Regions from separate parts of the Mus musculus genome. Here region 1 is linked to region 2. The links are chromatin loops, found by intact Hi-C in ENCODE. Cell type or tissue: heart. All regions are shown on one strand. Each heading gives the region's core, and the rest is flanking DNA. Links, peaks and the distances in the headings are about the cores only. Region 1 overlaps Tmem63b (transmembrane protein 63b). Region 2 overlaps Gm35456 (a long non-coding RNA gene).

Evidence for each region. Hi-C counts contacts between places; a loop is a spot of excess contacts. Peaks named below come from ENCODE experiments on the same cell type or tissue, not always from the same donor. Only the 100,000 strongest peaks of a DNase experiment are listed, where the experiment ranks them.
Region 1: it touches region 2 in a loop (5-fold over the local background); 32 of 42 quality-filtered maps call a loop at or near these places.

Annotation. Positions count from the first base shown.
Region 1 is chr17:45,658,765-45,669,058 of GRCm38, forward strand. It overlaps Tmem63b (transmembrane protein 63b), which reads right to left. Exons shown (of 24, transcript NM_198167.3): 12 at 8,931-9,054; 13 at 7,814-7,947; 14 at 7,553-7,690; 15 at 7,263-7,416; 16 at 6,401-6,507; 17 at 6,155-6,241; 18 at 5,980-6,045; 19 at 4,743-4,905; 20 at 4,099-4,204; 21 at 2,993-3,160; 22 at 2,690-2,805; 23 at 2,459-2,539; 24 at 1,413-2,216. The coding sequence ends at 2,025. Capn11 (calpain 11) reads right to left here and starts at 545. Exons shown (of 22, transcript NM_001013767.2): 1 at 481-545. The coding sequence starts at 496. In heart, for the core only: a CTCF peak has its summit at 4,679 (motif pointing right); DNase peaks (open chromatin) are centred at 4,167, 4,433 and 4,797; H3K4me3 peaks cover 438 bases; H3K27ac peaks cover 275 bases.
Region 2 is chr17:45,712,089-45,722,382 of GRCm38, forward strand. It overlaps Gm35456 (a long non-coding RNA gene), which reads right to left. Exons shown (of 7, transcript XR_385596.4): 4 at 138-259. Among named protein-coding and RNA genes, the nearest start is that of Gm35456, 9.7 kb to the right of the region's middle. In heart, for the core only: a CTCF peak has its summit at 6,415 (motif pointing left); a DNase peak (open chromatin) is centred at 6,433; H3K27me3 peaks cover 232 bases.

The sequences.
Region 1 (10,294 bases), core at 3,154-5,653, 55 kb before region 2:
CTGAAGTTAGCCGGCCCCCACCCTGTCCCCACCAGCTTCTCAGCTGCTCTTCCCTGCACTGCTTCCAGCCCATCCCCTCTGGTTGTGAGGTAGCTGGACTCTATTCAAGGGGCTTGCTCTGTTTCTTAGGACCTGATATCTCAGGACTAAGAAGGCTGCTTTTCTAGGCTTGAGAGAGATTTTTCTCCATTTCCTAAGGTTTACCATATCTTTAATGGCCGATGGGCTTTAACACAGAGCCTTCCCCAGACAGCTATGACGGAGGGGTATGGGCCATCCCAACCCACGCCAACACTTCAGTGAAATAAAGGAGAAAAGCCAACTGCTTATTCTTTCCCTAACAGCCTGATAAAGAAATCAGCATTTTACTCTCAGAGCAGCCAGTCTGATAAGAGAGACCCCAGTCTGAGGCCTCAGGGGGACCAGGCCCCATCCCTGCAGGGGAATCTATAGGAGGGACAGGCCCCGTGAGTGCCTTACCTGAGTAGTTCAGCATCCTGAAGGCTATCTATCAGATGAACACCTAGAACAGCTAGCACCTAGCACAGTCCTTGACAGTTGAAGGTTCTTGGGGGGTGGGGGGGAGCGAGGAGCAGAGACCACCCCTCCCCCGCCCAGAACTCTCCAATGCAGGGAGTTTGGGGGTCTTTAGTCAGGGGCAAGGTGGTTTAGCTGTTGCCTGTCTCTCTTTCTCCTTTGGCTCTTTTGCTCTGGCCCATCTGATCTGCCAGAATCCAGGCCTGTCCTTACTGGGACAGGGGGACAAGCACCCAACCGGGGCTGCCATCTGGGGCAAGTCCCTCCCTTTCAATCTATGATTTCTAGAAGTAATTACTTCTATACCCTCAGCCTGCACTTCTATCCTGAAAAGCTTCCTAGTTACAAAAAAGCCGCCATCTCACATCTTCCCTGGTTACAGCTTCACTTCTTACCCACACTTTTTTTTTTTTTTTTGAGAACATGTATCCCAGGCTATCTTCAAACTTGCTCCATAGCTAAGGCCTTGGGCTCCTGGTCCTCCTTGTCTCTACCTTCCAAGTGCTGAGATTATGGACATAAATTACCTCCTCCCCCTCCTCTGCTTCCCCTTCCTCCTGTGTGAGTAGAAACCGATTTGCCAGGGGTACATGTGAGAATCAGAGGACAACTTTTCAGAGCCCGTTCTCTTCTCCCACCGTGGGTCTCAGGGCTTGAACTCACATTTTGACAAATGCTTTTTTTTTTTGGTTTCTCGAGGGCAGGATTTCTCTGTGTAGCCCTGGCTGTCCTGGAGCTCACTCTGTTGACCCCTAGCCCAGAGCCTTTTCCTGATGACCCCTCCTTGACAAAGCAGAAGCTGGGGGTGGCAAATAGGTCCTCCTGGAGGACAGAGAATGGGGTTCCAGGGAGGGACTGCCAACCAGAAGCAAACTCACAGCTTTTGTTTTTATTTTAAATGAAAACAAAAACAAAAACAAAAAACCAACAAACCCAGTGCAAAAACCCCATTTTCCAGTGTCAGCCATGCCCCCCTCCCCCCGGGGTCAACCCCTGGCTCGGGCCTGACTCTTCCCCCACACTGTGCACCCCTCCCTTCTCCTGCATCCCAGAGGGCTGCAGGTTCCAAGTCCCTGGAGGCCCAGATCCAGGGGCAGTGAAGGGGAGGAAAGAGACTGGGTGACAACTCCTGATCTTGCTTTCCCCAGGCCTCCAGCCATGGTTCCAGGTACCCACCTTGGCTCTCATTAACCCTTTCCTGGCCACACTACTGGGTGGTGAGGCTGATCTGGGGGTATTCCCTCCACACCCCTCTTTGCCCCGGGGCCTGCTCGGGGCTGTCCTCACTGAGGTTGGGGGGGCTCCCTCTCTCCCTCCATGGTGGGAGAGAGTGGTGAAATCCCCAGGTTTAAATACCTTAATGAAAGCAGGGGATGGGGTAGGAGGAGGGGGCTTTAGTTCTAATAAATTATTAGCGTTTTTTTTTTTTAGTGTCCGTGAGGGTGGGGGGAGGGGCAGGGCGTGGCCTCCAGGGCCCCTCCCTCCCCTTACTGGTGAATCTCATTCTCTATGAGGCTGTCCTCGCATGACTGGAAGTCTGTGTCCGTGAGGCCATCAGGAGGCATCAGCAACTCCTCGTCTTGGGAGGAGGACGATGGGGGCTCATCGCCTGAGCTCCCAGGAGCCCCATCTCCGTCCCCGTCCCCCTCTGAGTCCTGCAGCACCTGAGCGATGTATTTCTGAAGGGAAAGGAATAGGGGTAAGGTGACTAGCTGTCCATTATGGGTGGGTAGGTGGGAGCAGGTAGGACCTGCCAGCAATGTAGTGGGCAGTGCCCCAGGGTAGGAGTAGTTCTGGCATTCACTGCCGTGAGATCAGGAACAGGCTGGCTTTTGTGGAGGACTACTGGGATTGAGTCTGCAGGTCAAAGCCTTCCCACTGCCCTCCCCCCTGACCCTAGGCTGTGTAGTAAGACACTCACCGCAGATTTGGGGACAGCGCCAGCAGTGGGGGGCCGTCCATTACTTCTGGAGCTCACGGCATCTGTCTCTGTGTGTTCAATCTTAAGGGGTCCATGGTGAGGGGAGGAAATATTCCTGTTTTTAGCCCCGATCGTGCCCCAACACCCTCGCCCCACCTTGGACCTGTATGTCACCCCCACAGAAAACGTTCGCTCTCGGCCGTACTCCACCACTTTTCTCCTGCCCCATACCTTGTAGTTGTGGGCACTGAGGTATTTGAAGTGTCCAAAGCAGACGTGGCAGAGACAGATGACGATGGTGATTACCAGAACAACGAAGGTGAACATAGACGTGGGGGCTAGGAAACCTGGGGTAGGGAGGGACAAAGCGGTTATCGCCTCCTCCACCACGGGGCTCCCGCCGCCTCCTCCAAGGGGCTCACTACCTCTGACTCCTTCATCCCACCCACACAACCTCACTGAGACCCTTGGCATTCTCTACCATGAGGCTCTTCTGTCCCTGACACTGGTCCCAGGCGGGATGGTGGCCCTCACCCGTGCGCATGGTGGAGAAGAAGAGCAACCAGAAGAGGCAGAGGATGGGCGCAGCCACCACCTGGTTCACAGCCCCCGAGTGGATCTTCTTGTCCAGTTTGGCCGGCAAGTAGGCGTAGTAGAGATTGTACCTGTCTACCAGGTGCTTCAGCAGCATGTACATGAGCCCTGGGGAAAGCCAACGGCCCTGACCTCGGAACCAGCGCCCACAGCCCTTGCGTGTGGACCACAGGCTGTACCTGGCCTTGAGATGGCTGAAGGGCTGGTCCCTGCTCCCTGTCCTGCCGGAACTGAAAGCTGCAGCTTCTCCCATGTCAGTCCCTTCACCCCGGCAGCCTCCCCTTCGTCTCCCCTTCCCCCATGACGACCACCAGAGAGCCATTTATTTAGATGAACAAGAAGCCTTTGAAACCCATCTTACTTTTTTTCTACCCCTGTTCCTAAATAGTTGGGTGTAAACTAAAGGGCAGGTTCTACTCCCCAAAGCCAAGGGGGCCTTAAACAAGGGCAAGGAGGTTAGTTTAAGAGTCTGGAGCCTTCAACAGCCACAGAGGGTGGGTAGGGAGTCAGGATGCTACTGGGGGAAGGTAGAGGCTCTACTGAGGGATCATGGTCGACGAGAAACTTAGCTGAACACCTTCTAAGTGGAAGAGAGACCTGCCCAAGTTACATGGCTTGCCTGCATTGGGACATGTCCGAGACCTACCTAGCCCACTCTGGAATCCAAGGGGTTTTCTTGAATTTTGAAATCTGTGTACAAGTGTGGATTTTGGGTACTGGACTGTGTGTATATGTGCCTAATAACTCAGAGGGAGATATGTTCATGTATACCCGAAGAAAGGCCTCAATACCAGGAAATATTGCTGAGGTGGGTGGCCTGACCAGAGACCAGGCATGTCAGGTGGGCCAAACCTTGATAGGACTGCTCTCCCCTTCTCCCCCAAGGCCTGGCCCTAGACTGAGCCAGGAACCAGGCGGGAGGCCCGAGGGGCCGGTCTCCCAGCCGGGGCCCTGTCCAATCAGGGTGGCCTGCCTTACTAGAGTGGAGCGGGTTAGGCCCTGGGTTCCCCCGAGCAGGGCCCAGGTCCCGGCGCGGCGGTGCCTACCGAAGGGCACGATGATGGGGCAGGTGATACTGTAGGTCATGACCACCGTGAAGACGCACATCATCCAAGCGTAGGCTGCGCCAAACTGGAACTCGTAGGCCTGATGCTGGGGGGGACATGGGCAGGAGGGTGGCTCAGGGTGGAGGGGACAGGTTGCAGGGATGCAGGGCAGGCAGGAGGTGGCCAGGAACTCTAGGGCTGGGGATGGAGCCATCGGGAGTGAGGGACCTAATGTGGGGGTAGTGCGGGGACAGCAAAGCAGGTGGGAGGAGGGGGCTGTGGCTGAAAGGGAGGCCAGGCAGGGCAGTGATGGGACATGGGCAGGTGGGGGCAAAAGTTGAGTGAACTAGGGGACAGGTTCTCCAGCGCCCTCTTGTGGAATGAGGGCAGAAGGACCCTAGATCAAGGGAGCTACATCTCTCCCAACTCCAAGTACATAACACTATGCTCTCAGAACTCAAGGACCTCTTAATCACCTATGTCCACCCATCGCTATATATGTGGGAAAGCTGAGGCTTCAGATGGGAACTAATGTCCCTAAGTCCCAGTATCCTTATGCCCACCACCCGAGCCTGACTGTTGCTGTTTCTGGTTAGGCCACCAGAGGGCGCTGTGCGTGTTGCCGCTGCCCTAGGCGGCCATACCCGCTTCACGTTGCGTCTTTCAGCGGCGGAGCGCGCCAGGCAGAGCCGGATCATGTACATGAGTAGGCCTGGGATGCGCAGCAGGTCCATGGCGTTACCGATAAAGGCTGAGGCAATGACGTAGTTCACGAAGAAAGCGCCGTTGTCGGGCAGGAACACACACCTAAGGGCAGCAGGTGCTCCAGCACTGCACCCTTGGGGTGACCTGGTGGCTGTCTGCCCACTGCTAGCATGACAGCACCCCATGCTCTTACCCTCTGTGACCTCCTCTACATGTACACACCCAGCTTAGACGGCCCCCCCAAATACCCGTGCCCTAGTCTTTCCACAGTATGAACCCCAGAATATCAAAATAATAAAGCCAGCCCAGAGACCTACCTAGAGATGGCATGCCCTGAAAAAACGAGTTCAAGGCCACAAAAGGCCACCAGCATGTGCAGCAAATAATTGCTGAGAGCTGAGACTTCCACAGAAAATTTCAATGGCACTCTCAAGAGATCTCCAGGGATGTAAGCCCCAACAAACTGGGTAAGTTTTCCGACTCTCTGGTTTTCCCACAATAGAGAGAGCCTCAGACTCCTTCCTGATCAGCTTTAGAGACCGTCTCAGGTATCTTTGGTGGGTGCGTGCGTGCGTGCGTGCGTGCGTGCGTGCGTGCGTGCGTGTGTGAGTGTGTGTGTGTGTGTACAAGAACCAGCGAGTCCCTAAGTCCAAGATGATTATAGACAACTCCATCAACTCAAGCCCCTGGAGCTTGAGCGTGTAAGAGCCACGGTATGCCTCCCTCCAAGCTAGTCCCTCATCTGCTGCATTAACATCTTGAGCTGTCAATCTAAGATCTCAGTAGATAAAGGTAAGGGTTCTAGTGACCCTCAGGGATGCTCTGGGAGTCCCCAAGTCACCCCCAGATAATGACCAAGTCCCCACTACAAACACCTCCCCTATTTCCTTGGGGAAATTCAAGACTCCTACAGCAGACCTAGAATAAGGGCCCGAGTCTCTCAGAACCCCCACATGTGAGCTCTGAAGACTTAAATCTACCTTCAGCACGCGCTCAGGGGCACTCCTGATCAAGAACCCCAGCCCATTTCATCCTCGTCCATGCCCAACACCCCGGGCTGTCTTTTGGATAACCCAGGAGACTCGTGACGTTAACCCCACCCCTTACAGCCGGAAGCTTGGTGCCATCCACCCTTGTTATTTTCCTTTTTCCCCAAGTGTCCTCCTGGTCACTCACTCAAACCGAATAGCTGCTTCAGCCAGGAATTTCTTGTCAAAGAGCCAGCGGAAGAAGAGGTCTAGGCTGCAGGAAGAAGGATGGGAGCCGGCATGGGGCAGGGCACCTCTGGGGAAGCCCGGGACAGGTCCGTAGCTCTCTTCCACCCCGGCTCCCCTTCTGTCCTGATGCTCACCTGCTCAGCCCCAGCGAGGGCAGAAGCAGCACCATGAAGATGAGAAAGGTGTAGCACTTGTGCATGGTCGTCCTGTTCTCCCCGGAGCTAGGAGGGCAGAACAGAGGCAGAGGTCACAGCAGGCCAGCCCACCCGGGGACAGAGGCTCCTCTGGGTGCTGGAGGCTTCTATAGGGGAGGGGACCGGGCCCAGGGCAGGGAACCTTCAGAACGAAGGGACACGGTGGGTGGAGTGTGGGCAGCTCACCGCGTCCAGTGTGCTTCGAAGAAGGCGGAGTAGTAGACAATGGTGGGGAGCAGGGCCGAGAAGCACCACAGCAGTAGCGTAGGGAAGAACTGGGTGATGATCGGGTTCTGTGGGGAGACAGGAAGTGCCAAGCACTGAGGGACGGACGGGTGGGCGGGTCTAAAAGTTCCCAACACTTGGAGGGCTGGGTGGGGGCCGAAGCTAGGGCTGTGGGAACGACAACTTCTGGGTGTATGATGTTGATGGTGAGCGTCTGCTGCACACCTACTGTGTGCCAAGCACTTGTGCGTGTTCTACATACTAAACCTCGTGACCATGGAACTGGCTCATTTTCCCAATCCGTCGACCGAGGAAGCAGAGACTGGATGGTTTGGCCAGCTAGAGGGCAGTGGGGATTTGGTTTGGGCTGAGGTCTGCATCTTTACTTCTGAGTGCAGATTTCGAAGAAGTATACTCTGATCTGAGCACGGCAGGAGGGCAGAGGAGGCCAAGCGGCAGGCATGGGTGCACCCTACTGCCATCTGGGCGGCCTGGAGACCAGAGGCTCTGAACGTACACACGAACGGCAAGGGGCCAGTTTAAACCTTCCATTTTTAAAAGAAATGAGAAAAAGGAGCTTACCCAAGGTTTTGCACCCTCCTGGTGTGTGTGTGTCTGTGTGTGTGTGTGTGTCTAGGACATGTAAACCCAAGGGCGGCCTTTCCTGAGGACAGGACATGGCGGGTTGGGATAGCAGCCCTTGACCTTAGAAAGCATCCTGGAAGCACCTGGAGCACCCAGAGCTATGTTAGGGATGAGGGGGATGCGCATGGCACATCATGGAGAGCTGGGGGGGGGGGGGGGAGGCGGGCATGGGCCTCACGTTGAGGTACTCCACAGGCTTGGTGACGTTGAACTTGTCCATGGTGGTGATGATGATGGCCGGGGTGGTGAGGAAGAAGAGCAGAATGAAGAGGACCACATTGATGACCAGGCAGCGCAGCCACCAGATGAAGCCTCGGATGGAGAGGTGTTCCCTGGGAAAGTGGGGGAGGGGTCACTTTGAAGACTCTGGACTGACTGGCCTCTGGCAGCATCCACCCTCTCCCCACGCTCCTGGAAACAGCCACACCCTCAGTCTGTAAGAAGCCCCGCCCCAACTCTGTGGCTCACCAATAGATGTTCTGAGGGTCAGGGGCGTAGGTCACGGTCCAGTTGGAGATATGCAGTGCTTCGCTGCAGGAGGAGGCTCTCGGCTCCCCGCGGCAGGTACAGCCCTGGCATTTGCACACGTTGAAGTCCTTTAGGATGCTGGGGGGAACAGGTACTTGTTACTTCAGCCCAGACTGGGGTCCACAGTGGTGAGTACAGGGCCCTGTGAGAGGGAGAGGGCCGAGGGTGGCGGGCAGGATGGGGGTGGGGCGGGGTGCTCACATGGCTGTGATGGTCTCATTGTGGAAGGTGACAAAGGCCATGCCCAGAGGTTTCTCGTTCACTTTCTCCTTCTCCCGCCTGTAGTCTTCCTTCAGCCTCTGCTCCAGCTTTGTGTAGTACTCAATGGCCTCCACCTGCAGACGGCAGGGCGGGGTGGGGTTCTGCTCAGAGCCGGGAGGCACCCACAGCAGCAGCCAGGATCAGCCCATGCTCCTCGAAGCTTTTTCTGCGTATGAGTCACTCTGTCCTTGTTCTAACCTCACAAGGTGGGCACAACGGGGAAGCCAAGAACAGGGTAGCTAGTGAACTTATTAAAAATGAAGGGGCCCGAGAGATGGCTCAGTGGTTAAGAGCACTGGCTGCTCTTCCAGAGGTGCAGAGTTCAATTCCCAGCAACCAGATGGTGGTTCACAACCATCTGTAATGGGATCCAATATGTGTCTGAAGACAGCTGCAGTATACTCATACACATAAAATGAGTAAATTAATCCTTTTTAAAATAAAGCAGAGTATGACCCTGAACTTCTGACCCTCCCGCCTGAGCCTCCTGAGTACTGGGATTACAGACATGCGCCATGGCTGATCAAACCCATGGCCTTGTACATGCTAAGCCAGCACTGAAAGACATCCTCAGCCCCCTGCCATGCTCGCCTTATCGATGGTTTCAAAAGTTATCACAAACAGGACAAACGGAACAGTGAGGACAGGGGCTTCAAGGACAAGATGGCTCAGTGAGTAAAAGGAGCTTGCCACCAAGCCTGGTGACCAGAGTTTGAGCTACAGAACTCACATGGTGAAGCAAACTGGCTATCACAAGCTCTTCTCTGACTTCCACACAGGCCCCATGGTACACCTTCCCCACATAAACAGAAATAACTATTTAAAGAAAGATTTGAGGTTTTATGGACGCCAGAGGCAGTTGGAGGCTTGCTGGGGTAGGGCCCCTGTCTTCTTTCTCTGGGAGTCTCTTTACCTGTGGGTTTTACTATCTACCACATTTGTTTGTCCTGGGGTAGGGGTTGTGACTACCCTGGGGCATCCATGTCTACTGAGGCCTGCCTAGACCTCCCAGCTTTGCCAGGGACTCCAGCCACCTGGCAGCCGGCCCACACGGTACCTGCTCGCAGCCTCGAACCACACAGCAGCAGAGGTGACCACACGGTTTGGGGTTGATCATGGCGGGTACATTTTCCTTGCTTTGCAGGTTCGTAAAGTAGAGTTTTCCCCGCTCAGCCTTCTTCCTGTGGGATGGGGAGTGAGGGGGGGGGGAGGTCCACCGCTTAGCATCTGGGGCTGGCTAGGGGGTGGGGAAGGGAACCAAGCTTGGGGTGGGGGTGGGGGAGGGGCACAACACAGAGAACCCAAAGCTGCTTAGACTGTGGGGTCACAAAGTGGGATTGCATAGCTGAATGTGAGGGCTATGAAAAACATCAGACCACGGTCAGATGCTTCTGAAGGTGCAACAACCAAGGATTAATTCAAAATGAACACATGGTGAATCCGAGGTGTTTCTGGCCGAGCTTGCCTGTATTACAGCAAAAAACTCCATGGCAGCCTTGGTTCAGAACACGCAACCTGCACAGCTCGTGTGGCCTCTGCCACCAAGCCAGCGACTGTTGCCAGAAACATGCTGGCTCAGGGTCAGGACCATGCTAATGCCTTGCAGTGATTTTGTCATACATACAAAGCTTTTGGCTCTTGCCGAAAATGATGGTTTAATTATGGAAAACAAAGAGTTAAGAAGAATTAGGATTTCCCTATTGTCGTTTCTCTTTGGTAAGAGTGTGCCCTTCATCTTTTGCGTGCGCGTGTTCACGTATGCGTGCAAATGTCTATGCACGTGTGTGTGTATACATGGAAACAAGGTTGGCGTGGGATGTGTTCCTTGATTGTCCTACAAGTTAGATTTTGTTTGCTTGGTTTTGTTTCATTTTTGAAACAGGGTCTTTCTGCACAGGCTGTCCTGGAACTCACAATGTAAATCAGAGCCACCTGCCACCGCCTCTCAGTGGGTCACCGTGTCACTGCATCTTAGTTTTTGAGGCAAGGTCTCTCGGTGAATCTGGAGCTCATAAATCCGGCCAGGCCAAGCGTGTCTCGGGGACTGCCTGCCTCTGCCCCAGCACACCAGGGTTCTAGGTGTACATGGAGACTGCCATGTACAGGAGAGGTAGGGACCCCAACACAGGTCCTTCCTCTTGTGTGACAAATGTTGCAGTCACTGACCCATTTTTCCCAGCCAGGTCTTTTCATTAAATAATAAATATTAAGATGATATGAGGGGGGCTGGAGAGATGACTCAGCGGTTAAGAGCACTGACTGCTTGCTCTTCCAGAGGTCCTGAGTTCAAATCCCAGCACCCACATGGTGGCTCACAACCATCTGTAATGGAATCTGATACCCTCTTCTGTGTGTCTGAAGACAGCTACAGTGTACTCATATACATAGATAAATCTTTTTAAAAAAAGATTATATGAAGAC
Region 2 (10,294 bases), core at 5,248-7,747:
CAGTTGGGGAGGGTGCTGTGATGGGGACCACAAACTGTCCTGTTACCGCTGATCGCTGATAGTGGTTCTTTGTCCCTTGAGACCCTGGTGTTGCCGAAGGCCGCAGCCCTACTCTTCTCGTTTGGTGAAGGACCTACCTGTGGTCCCCTGTAAGTGTGTACTCCATCCATATCCTTGTGTTTTCCCAGGCGTCCTCCCAAGGCAGGTTCTGTCCCCATCACTGGGTCTGCTCTGTGCTGTAGACATCAGAGTCAAAGCTCTGGAGGTGGGATAACATATATAAGATGCCAGGCTGAGACATGCATGGTAGGACTGGGCTGCTTAGCACTCTGTAGTGGAGGGAGAAGCTGGAGGGAGGGAGATGGTGGAGATTGGTGGAGGAAGACGCAGCAGAGATGGAAATGCAGGGGAACAGGAGAAGGTGTGTGTGTGGGGTGGGGGGCGGTGCTTGTCAGGGAGGTAGGCAAGTGTGCTAAATGTTTTAGTTAGGGTTTCTATCGCTGTGAGGAAACACCATGACCTCAACAACTCTTACAAAGGGCAACATTTAACTGGGGTGGCTTACAGTTTTAGAGGCTTAGTCTATTATCGTCCTAGCGGGAAGCATTGCAGCATGAAGGCAGACATGGAGCTGAGAGTTCTGCAGATCTTGATCTGCAGACAGCAGGAGACTGACTTGCACTTCAGTGGACATAGCTTGAGCACAGAAGACCTTAAAGCACCCCACGCCCACCCCAGTTACACACTTCATCCAACAAGGCCATACCCACTCCAATAAGGCCATACCTCCTTTAAAAGAAAAAAGATTTATTTATTTTATGTATATGAGTACACTGTAGCTGTACAAATGGTTGTGAGCCTTCATGTGGTTGTTGGGAATTGAATTTAGAACCTCTGCTTGCTCTAGTTGGCCCCGCTCACTCAGGCACAAAGATTTATTTATTATAAATAAGTACACTGTTGCTGTCTTCAGACACACCAGAAGAGGGCATCAGATCTTATTATGGATGGTTGTGAGCCATCATGTGGTTGCTGGGATTTGAACTCAGGACCTTCGGAAGAGCAGTCAATGCTCTTACCTGCTGAGCCATCTCACCAGCCCAAGGCCATACCTCCTGATAATGCCATTTTCTATGACCAATTATTCAAACACATGAGTCTATGGGGGCCTCATACTGGGTATGTCTATAATTCCAGAGCACAGGAGAATTGAAATACATTTGAAGCCAACCTGGACTACATTGTAAACTTAAGGCTAGCCTGGGCTGCATAACAAGACCCTATCTTAAAAACAAGAACCAAAACAAAAAGCAGGGGGCTGGAGAGATGGCTCAGTAGTCAAGAGCACTGGCTACTCCTCCAGAGGATACAAGTTTGATTCTCGGTGATACAGTGTCTCACAATGTCTGCCACTCCAGCTCTAGGGAATCCAATGCCCCCTTCTGGCCTCCCACGGGTACCAGGCATGCAAGTGGTACACAGACACACATGCATGTGAAACACCCATACATGTTTGGAGAAGAGGTAAGTATGTGGGCAGAGGAGGAGGAAGAGGAGGAGGAGGAGGAGGAGGAGGAGGAGGAGAAGGAGGAGGAGGAAGCTGTACAAGCCAAATGTGGCATGGGAGAGGCGAGGACCAGCTGCCACAAGGGAGGGAGAAGCAGAGGCAGGCTTCTGTGAATTTTCTATTCACCAAAGGAAGATTTTGTTCAGCTGGACTCTGTGACCTTGTGTTGCAGGGACAGAATAGAAAAGGAGGAAGCCAGGGGCATCTTGGGTATGTACTACAGGGTACCCTTAGAGTATTCAATGCCTGGGACAGAGTCATATCCCAGGCTGGCCTTGAACTCACTGTATGCAGGAGGATGCTCTTGAACAGTCCCCTGTCTCTACCTCTTTTGTGGTCTTCATACCATGTTTGGTTTTTGCAATGCTGGGTCTCTGACCCAGGGTTCTGTGTATTCTAATCAAGCACTGTACCAACTGAGCTACATCTCCAGCCAGGGTTTTCTGGGTCTTACACATACTCTGTCCATGGGTGTCACACATGGGTTTGCACTGAACTGCCTGCCTGATTCGAAAGAGCAGGCAGTATGTCCTTTGGTGTCTTTGGTATTTAGCACAAATGCCAGTGCTTGCGTCTCCTACTTGAGTGCAGGTATCTCATTTTTGTCCCCCTGTGGCTTCCCGCAGGGCTGGCAGGGTGGGCATGTAGCACTGACCAAACATTTGCCTGTCAGCCTGGAAATGCTCCATGAGTGTAGGTGTTCCTGCTTCTCTGGCCTCTCTGCTCCTTTATGTCTGCCTTTGGTGTTCACTCGCACACACACACACACACACACACACACACACACACACACACACACCAGCACACACAGTTACAGTGTAAACTCTGACCATCTACTTGTTCATACGTGCGGCACTCACACACACTGCTTCAGTCCAAACTGTTCCTGAAGGCCTTTCCAGGCCCAGGGTGGGCACTGCAGCCACACACTGTTGACCCAGGTCAGTAGTTTGCTTAGTGTTATTGTTCTTAAGTCTTTTTTTCCTTTTCTATTCTTTTTTCAAAAAAAATTATTTATTGTTGTTGCTTGTTTGTTTGTTTGTTTTCGAGACAGGGTTTCTCTGTGTAGCCCTGGCTGTCCTGAGACTCACTCTGTAGACCAGGCTGGCCTTGAACTCAGAGATCTATCTTCCTTTACCCCCACCCCCCACCCCCAGTGCTGGAATTAAAGGTGTAAGCCATCATCACCTGGACCCAAGTCTTCCTGTCTGGTCTGTCTGTCTGTCTGTCTCTCCATCAAGCCCACTTTTAATAGTGAGAATTAGGAATGAACTCCCTGGCCATCAGTAAGAGACTAGGTAAATCGGTCAGATCCTCTTGTCCCATGGACTGCTACGAGGTAGTTCTGAGAGAGGATGGTATAAGCGCAGACAGACATAAGTTCTAAGATGTTCAGCTGAGGGGAATGAACACATCACTTACACACTAGCTACACAGAATAAACACATCATTTATACATTAGCTGCATAGAATGAACACATTACTTACACACTAGCTACATAGAATGAACACATCACTTACACACTAGCTACATAGAATGAAGTAATTAAGTTCACGCAGCAGTGTCTTGGAGCTATAGAAAAGTTCGTCTGTCCATCCGTATGCACATAGAAAGCACAGCACAGTGGTTCCCAAGCTGCTAGCAGGAACTCCGTAGGGAGAGGAGGGCCTGCTCTTAGGGAAGATAGTGCTATCAATAGCATTGTCCTTGCCGGTCTTCGTGTGGTTCTAGAGATGAGACTCTGGGTCTTGCACAGGTTGCATGAGTGCTCTCCTGAGCCACAGACCTAGTCCTTTTTTTTTTTTTTTAAATTAAAATTTTTTGATGATTTATTTATTTTCTGCCTGCATGTATGGCTGTGTGAAGGTGCCAAGTCCCATGGAAGTAAAGCTACAAACAGTTGTGATTGCCACGTGGGTGCTGGGAATGGAACTCAGGACTTCTGGAAGAGCAGCCAGCACTCTTAACCACTGAGCCATCTCTCCAGCCCTTATTTATTTTATTTTAATTTTTAAAGACAGGGTCTCACTATGTAGCCCTGACTGGCTTGAAACTCACCATATAGACCAATCTGATCTCTAGCTCACAGAGATGTGCCTGCCTCTGCTCCCAAGGGCGGGAGTTCACCATGATGTTCTAGTAAATCTTGCAGGAGTTTTTGGTTTTTGAGGTAGGGTCTTGCTATGTGGCTCTGACTGTCCTAGAACTCATGTTGTAGACCAGGTTGGCCTCACAGAAATCTGCCTGCCTTTGCCTTCTGAGTGCTGGGATCAGAGGTGTGCTTAACCTCTTGTTTTATTTTTCTATTTCTCCATTTCTATCTCTCTCTTCTATCTATCTATCTGTCTATCTATCTATCTATCTATCTATCTATCTATCTATCTATCTATCAATCATATATCTATCTTGTTTTTTCAGACAGGGTTTCTATCCGTAGCTTTGGCTGTCTTAGGACTCACTCTGTAGACAAGTCTGGCCTTGAACTCACAGAAATCTGCCTGCCTCTGCCCAGTCCTAGTGCTGGGACTAAAGGTGTGAGTCACCCCCACCCCCACCCCTGGCAAGATCTATTTTTCATTTCTGATGTGTATGTGTGAGCACCTTCATGTGTGTGTGTGAGCACCTTCATGTGTGTCTGTGCACCCTGGTCATGCCTGGTGGCCCTGGAGGCCGGAAGAGGGCCTCAGGTTCTTTGGAACTGGAATGATAAGCAACTTAGAGTTTCCATGTGGTTGCTGGGAATTGAACTTGGGTCCTCTGCAAGAGCAGTAAGTGCTCTTAACTGCTGAGCCATCTTTCAGGCCTCTGAGTACTTTAATTTTTTAAGAAGGAGAATGTATCCTTGTATTATTTATGAACTTACAACCAACTTTTAAAAAGCAATGTTTACACGGGGAGTGGGGGTGTTGAGAGAGAGAGAGAGAGAGAGAGTACAGGATTCTGTAGGAAGTGGTGCGGTGGTCTCCGACAAGCCTGTATTCCAGTCCTGACCTTGACAATGGCCTGCCAGCAACCCTAGGCATGCCCTTTAACTCCCTGAGCCGATACCCACTCATCTGTGAAGTAATCGGCACAGACGATCTTCAAGGGCCATGGTGACCAGAACAAAGATCTAGGTGTTTAATCTACCATACCCATGGTTTCTCTTCCAGCTTTTACCTCCAAAGCATTTGGGCTTTCACTGGGCGACAGTTAGGTTAAGGGCTGTGAGACTGTGTCTGGTTCCAGCCCAGGGCATCTGCAGGAAGCTTAGCTGGGTAAGTTAGAGACAGACCCTGCCGGCAGAAACCAGGAGAGGATGCTACTTACTTCCATGGTATATGTACCGTGGGATTCAGAGAGTCTATCTAGTCTGTCCCCAGACAGAACTAGGAAGCACAGATCCTTGAAAAGCGAACTGTCTGAGGAAGAGCTGCGGGGAGATTCAGAAAGCTGAGGTAACGCTGTAGAAGAGGAAAGGGCTGACTGGACAGGGTTTTGCGGTTGGCTAAGCCTCCTCCCGAGACCTGTGGTGTTCACTGTTCCGCATCGCTTTGGTGAATACTCAACTGCTGGGTACCACTAAGTCTGACAGAGAGCAGGAGTCTGTTTTATACACGTAAGAGGGTCTTCACAGAGGCCGCAGCCAGTGGCTCTGCATCTCCCTAAGTTAAGCCAAGAGGAAAGAAAGAGTGCCAGCGAGGGCCACCCGGGGAGGACAGGGGACCCTTCAAGAATCAGGTAAGTAGAAAAATAGCTGGCCATCTTCTGCAGTTAACGTTAATGAATGTCCTGCAACCCAGGAGTTCTTTGTCTTATTCAAACTGAAAAATGGGGAAGTGTGTGCGTGTGTGCATGTGTGCGTGCATGTGTGTGTGTGAGGATGCTCAGAGTTAGGCTGTTAGTTGGTGCTGGAGGATGCCTGGGTGTCTGTTAGAGATCAGGTATAAATGTGAGGTGCCCACCAGGGACTAAAAATACTCTTAGCAATATGAATAAACCTTAAAAACAAGAGAGGGGGGCTGGAGAGATGGCTCAGCAGGTAAGAGCACTGACTGCTCTTCAGAAGGTCCTAAGTTCAAATCCCAGCAACCACATGGTGGCTCACAACCATCCGTAATGAGATTGGATGCACTTTTCTGGAGTGTCTGAAGACAGCTACAATGTACTTACATATAATAAATAAATAAATCTTAAAAAACAAAAAACAAAACAAAACAAAACAAAAAAACAAGAGGGGGGGGGAGTAAGAACCATGAATGTCCTGTCTTAGTTTCTTTTCCTGTTGATGTGATAAAAGCAATTTAATAAAGAAAAGAGTTTATTTTAGCTCTTCCTTCAAGGTGCGCATAGTAAAGAAGCCGATCGCAGTGAACGGGAGTCGTAATCCTTTGCCTAGGGGGTGAGTCCGCCCACAGCTGAGATTGGTTGGTCTGCTACAGCTAACTTAATTAGCGGCCCATCTCCCAGGTGGTTCTAGATTTTGTCCAGTGGAGAACATGCATGGAACAGGTGTAGTAAAACATGGTTTTAGTCCCCAGCAGCACCCAGGAGGCTGAGGCACAGGCCAAGGCAGGTCAGTCTCTGTGAGTTTATGTCCAGCCTGGTTGGCATAGTGAATTCCAGGCTAGTCAGGTTACATAGTGAAACTCTGTCTTTACAAACAAAGAAAGTACTAAAAAATAGAAAATTAAAAATGCACACACTTGTCTTACAGGAACATATATGTGGTTGTTGTGGATTGGGGTGAGGAATTGAGATAAAATAAGGATGAACAAACTGGTGTAGCAGCTTCAGCAGCCTCCCAGGTGGGAGCGCAGGGCGAGCCGGTAGCCAAATGTCTGTGCACGTTGCGCCCTCTATTGGATATGAGGGCTACCAGCAAGCGGGTCCTGGAACTGGAGTAAGACGTTGGTACCCTGAATTCCCCTAGTGTGTGTGTACCATCACTCCCGTCCTGTTTTCCCAGTAGAGATGCAAAGTGAGGGCCAGAGAGCCAGAACCGGCTGAGGGGGGCGGCTGGGAACAGAGCAGTCTGAGGTAATCTGGCCATCAGAGCTGTGGCTGCTTCTTGTGCAGAGTCTGGAAGGGTTCCACAGCCCACAGCCTGATCCCAGCCTGTTCCAACTGAAGCCTACTTTGGCATCTGGCAAGAGCTCACTTGCCTAGTCCTCTACCACATAAACCCAACACAGTGGAGCATGCCTGTGGTCCCAGAAATTAAGAGGTAGAGACAGGAGATCCTGAGGTTCAAAGTCATCCTTGGCTGGTGAGGGTTATGGTTAGGGTTATGGTTAGGGTTATGGTTAAGGTTAGGGTTAGGGTTACGGTGGACAAAGTGTGGTCTAATGGATTCATCTCATCACACAAAACGGCATGCTGGGTCCTGGGTACCTTAGTGACTTAGGGGAGGGCCCAGACTATTGTGGGTGATGCCACCCCTGGGCAGGTGGTCCTGGGTTCTATCAGAAAGCAGGCTGAGCAAGCCACGAGGAGCAAGCCAGTAAGCAGCATCCCTCCATGGCCTCTGCATCAGCTCCTGCCTCCTGGATCCTGCCCTGCTTGAGTTCCTATCCTGACTTCCCTCAGTGATGGACTATGGTGTGGAAATACGGGCCAAATAAACCTTCTCACCTTGCTTTTGGCCCTGGTGTCCCATCCCAGCCATAGCGATCTTAGCAGGAATCCTAAGTAAGACATTTCTTTCCCCAAAATCTGTCCCCTCACTCCTGCACCTGAGTCTTCTTTCAAAAAAAAATTACACTCTGTGTGTGTGTGTGTGTGTGAGAGAGAGATAGCCCTGATTTATTTATCTATTTATCTATTTATTCGATCAAGCCCATCCTGCCTCGCCTCCCAGTCCCACCTTTATAAGTCCCTTCCCTTTAACCCTTCCCCCTTTTCAGCACAGACTACCTTAACCTGTTTAGGATCTTCCTTGGTTCCCTGCTGCTCCTAGAGGTAATTTAGATGCTAGGGCCTCTGGTTAGAGTTCCTTAAACCCGTGTCTTCCAGACATCTACTGTCAGCAGCTCTGTCAACCTCCCAGCTCCCACCAGACCATACATGTTCCCCACAGTCTTTGCTCACAAGGGATGGTTCTGCTGATTTCCCACGCTTTTTCCCACCCTGGTCAGGCCCCCTCGCTCTTCAGGCCTGGTTCTTGCTGGTGCCTATACAAATGAGACTTCCCTGAAAAGTAGCAGTTCCCCACCCCCCCAGCTCCTGTCACTGCACTGGTTGTTAGGGGCTGAGGTTTCGATGCCATCAGTGGAGGACTTATTTAGCATGCACGTAGCTCCGGGTTCCGTCGTCTGCACCGCATAAACCAGATGTGGGTGCACACCTGGAATCCCAGCACCCCAGGAGATGGAGGCAGAAAGATGACAAGTTGAGGGCCATCCTCTGCTATCTAGCAGGTTTGGGGCCAGCCTGAGATATATGAAGATGCTAGGCCCGGGAATAACTAATGGGGTCAGGGAGATGGTTCATTGGGTGTCTTAGCTTTGTTGCTGTGAAGAGACACCATGACCAAGGCAATGCTTATAAAGGTTGGCTTTTTAATGGGGCTGGCTTGCAGTTTCAGAGGTTCAGTCCATTATCGTCATGGGGAGAAGCATGGCAGCATCCAGGCAGACAAGGTGCTGCAGGAGCTGGCGTTCTCTAGCTTGGTCAGAAGGCAGCCAGGAGGAGACTGTCTCAAACTAGGTGGGGCTTGAGCACTAGGAGACCTTAAGGCTCACCCACACAGCTCCTCCAGTAAGGCCACACCCACTCCAAGGCCACACCTCCTAATATTTCAACTCCTTTGGGCCAAGCGTTCCAACAAGAGTCTATGGCGGCCAAACCCATTCAAACCACCACAGTGGTTGAAGGTGCCAAGGCTGACGACTTGAGTTCCATCCTCTACCATCCACATGGTAGAAGGTGAGAACTGATTCCCAGAAGATCCCCCGCACCTCTCTATGCGTGCTATGGCACGCATTCCCCAATACCTATACACAAGTAAAGAAAAGCAGTTGTCACAAGTATCCCTGGTTTATTTCATGTTGGTGCAGCCAGCCCAGCTCTTGATCTGCATGTGGAGTGACAAGAACCTGTCCTATGGTCTTTGTCCATAGACCTGGAAGGCTCTTTCTTGGCTTGATCACTTGGGTGACTTGATAGCTGTATGTATAGTATCATAAATGATTTGCTGAGCCTTGTTTTTCCCTCCCGCTAACTGGGACAAAGCCCACACTGCATGCCTGAATCCTCCCCGTGGCCTGCAGGGCCAGTCCAGTCTCTCCCTGTTCCTCCTGCCCTATGCTCCAGCCACATGGCTTCCTGACGTCTCCCGGCTTCTTGGCTTCTATGCTGCTCCTTTCTGAGATCTGAGATCCTCCAGCTCTTTTTTTCAGGGTCACTTCTGAGAGGTCCTCTTGCCCACTCTAAATCTGACTGGCTCTGCTTGCTCCCTTGTTCTGTTTAATATCCTCATGGCCAACTGGTCTACCTCTCAGTTGCTGCTCATAAAGCAGGGAGGGGTTCTTGTGAAGTGAATGGACCCCATGTCAGGGCTGACCTTTCTCTCTTGCCTGGGTTGGCCTGTTTCTATAAGCTCCATCACACAGGGGCTGCTTGTCTCCTCGTTCCTGTTTACCTTCTTGGCACTAGGCCCTGGGCCTGGCCCACGGTGGCTCTGAAGCTCCTGTCCCATGTGTACGTGTGTGAACCCACATGAACCCACATGCATGGGGGAGCCCAAGGTTGATGTTGAGAATCGGCCTCCGTCAATCCTTATTCTTTGAGGCAGGCTTTCTCAATCAAATCCAGAGCTCTCTGATATGGCTGACCTTGCTAGACAGCTCTGGGGATCAAGTCCCTTCTTCTGTCTCCCAGGATTGGAATGACACACAGGCTGCCAAGCTCATCTGTCCTTTACGTGAGTTTTCAGGAGATTCGAACTCTGGTCCTCATCTTTATGTGACAAACTTTATCTACTGAGTCACCCGTCTCCAGCCTCACGAAGACAGGATTTTCAGGGGATCCTGACACCTCATTGATGCTCTCAACATCTCCCAATCTAGAATGATCTTGCTAAACCCTAGAGCCTGGAAAGGGCCAGGAGGACACAGTGAAGTCCATAGTCTCTCTCTCTCTTTTTTTTTCAAGACAGGGTTTCTCTGTATAGCCCTGGCTGTCCTGGAACTCACTCTGTAGACCAGGCTGGCCTCGAACTCAGAAATCCACCTGCCTCTGCCTCCCAAGTGCAGGAATTAAAGGCGTGCGTCACCACCGCCCAGCTCCATAGTCTCTCATAAGAGCTCTGTCTTAGTTTGGGTTTTACTGCTGTGAACAGACACCATGACCGAGGCAACTCTTAGGAAAACAACATTTAATTGGGGGTCAGGGATTTATCCCGTGACTTTCTTGCCAGTTAATTTCTTCACTTCTCAGACACAGCAAGGTGTCTCTTAGCAACTTCAGCCAACTGGGAAGAAAACTGAGGCCCAGAAATGCACAGTGATTTGCCGGAGGCCACACAGCAATGGTGGAAATGTCTGGCAGCCAAGGCCAGCGCTTTTGTTTCTCCAGAAGGCCAGGGCATAAAAATAAGAATATGTAAAAACAGCCTGAGCTCCGTCTCCTTGGCAGCGTGGCATTGGCAGACTTTTTGCTCAATTCTGCTTCCCTCAAATGGTTAAGAATGCTGGCTGCTTTGCAGACAGGAGCCTAGCATGGATGTCCTCTGAGAGGCTGCACCC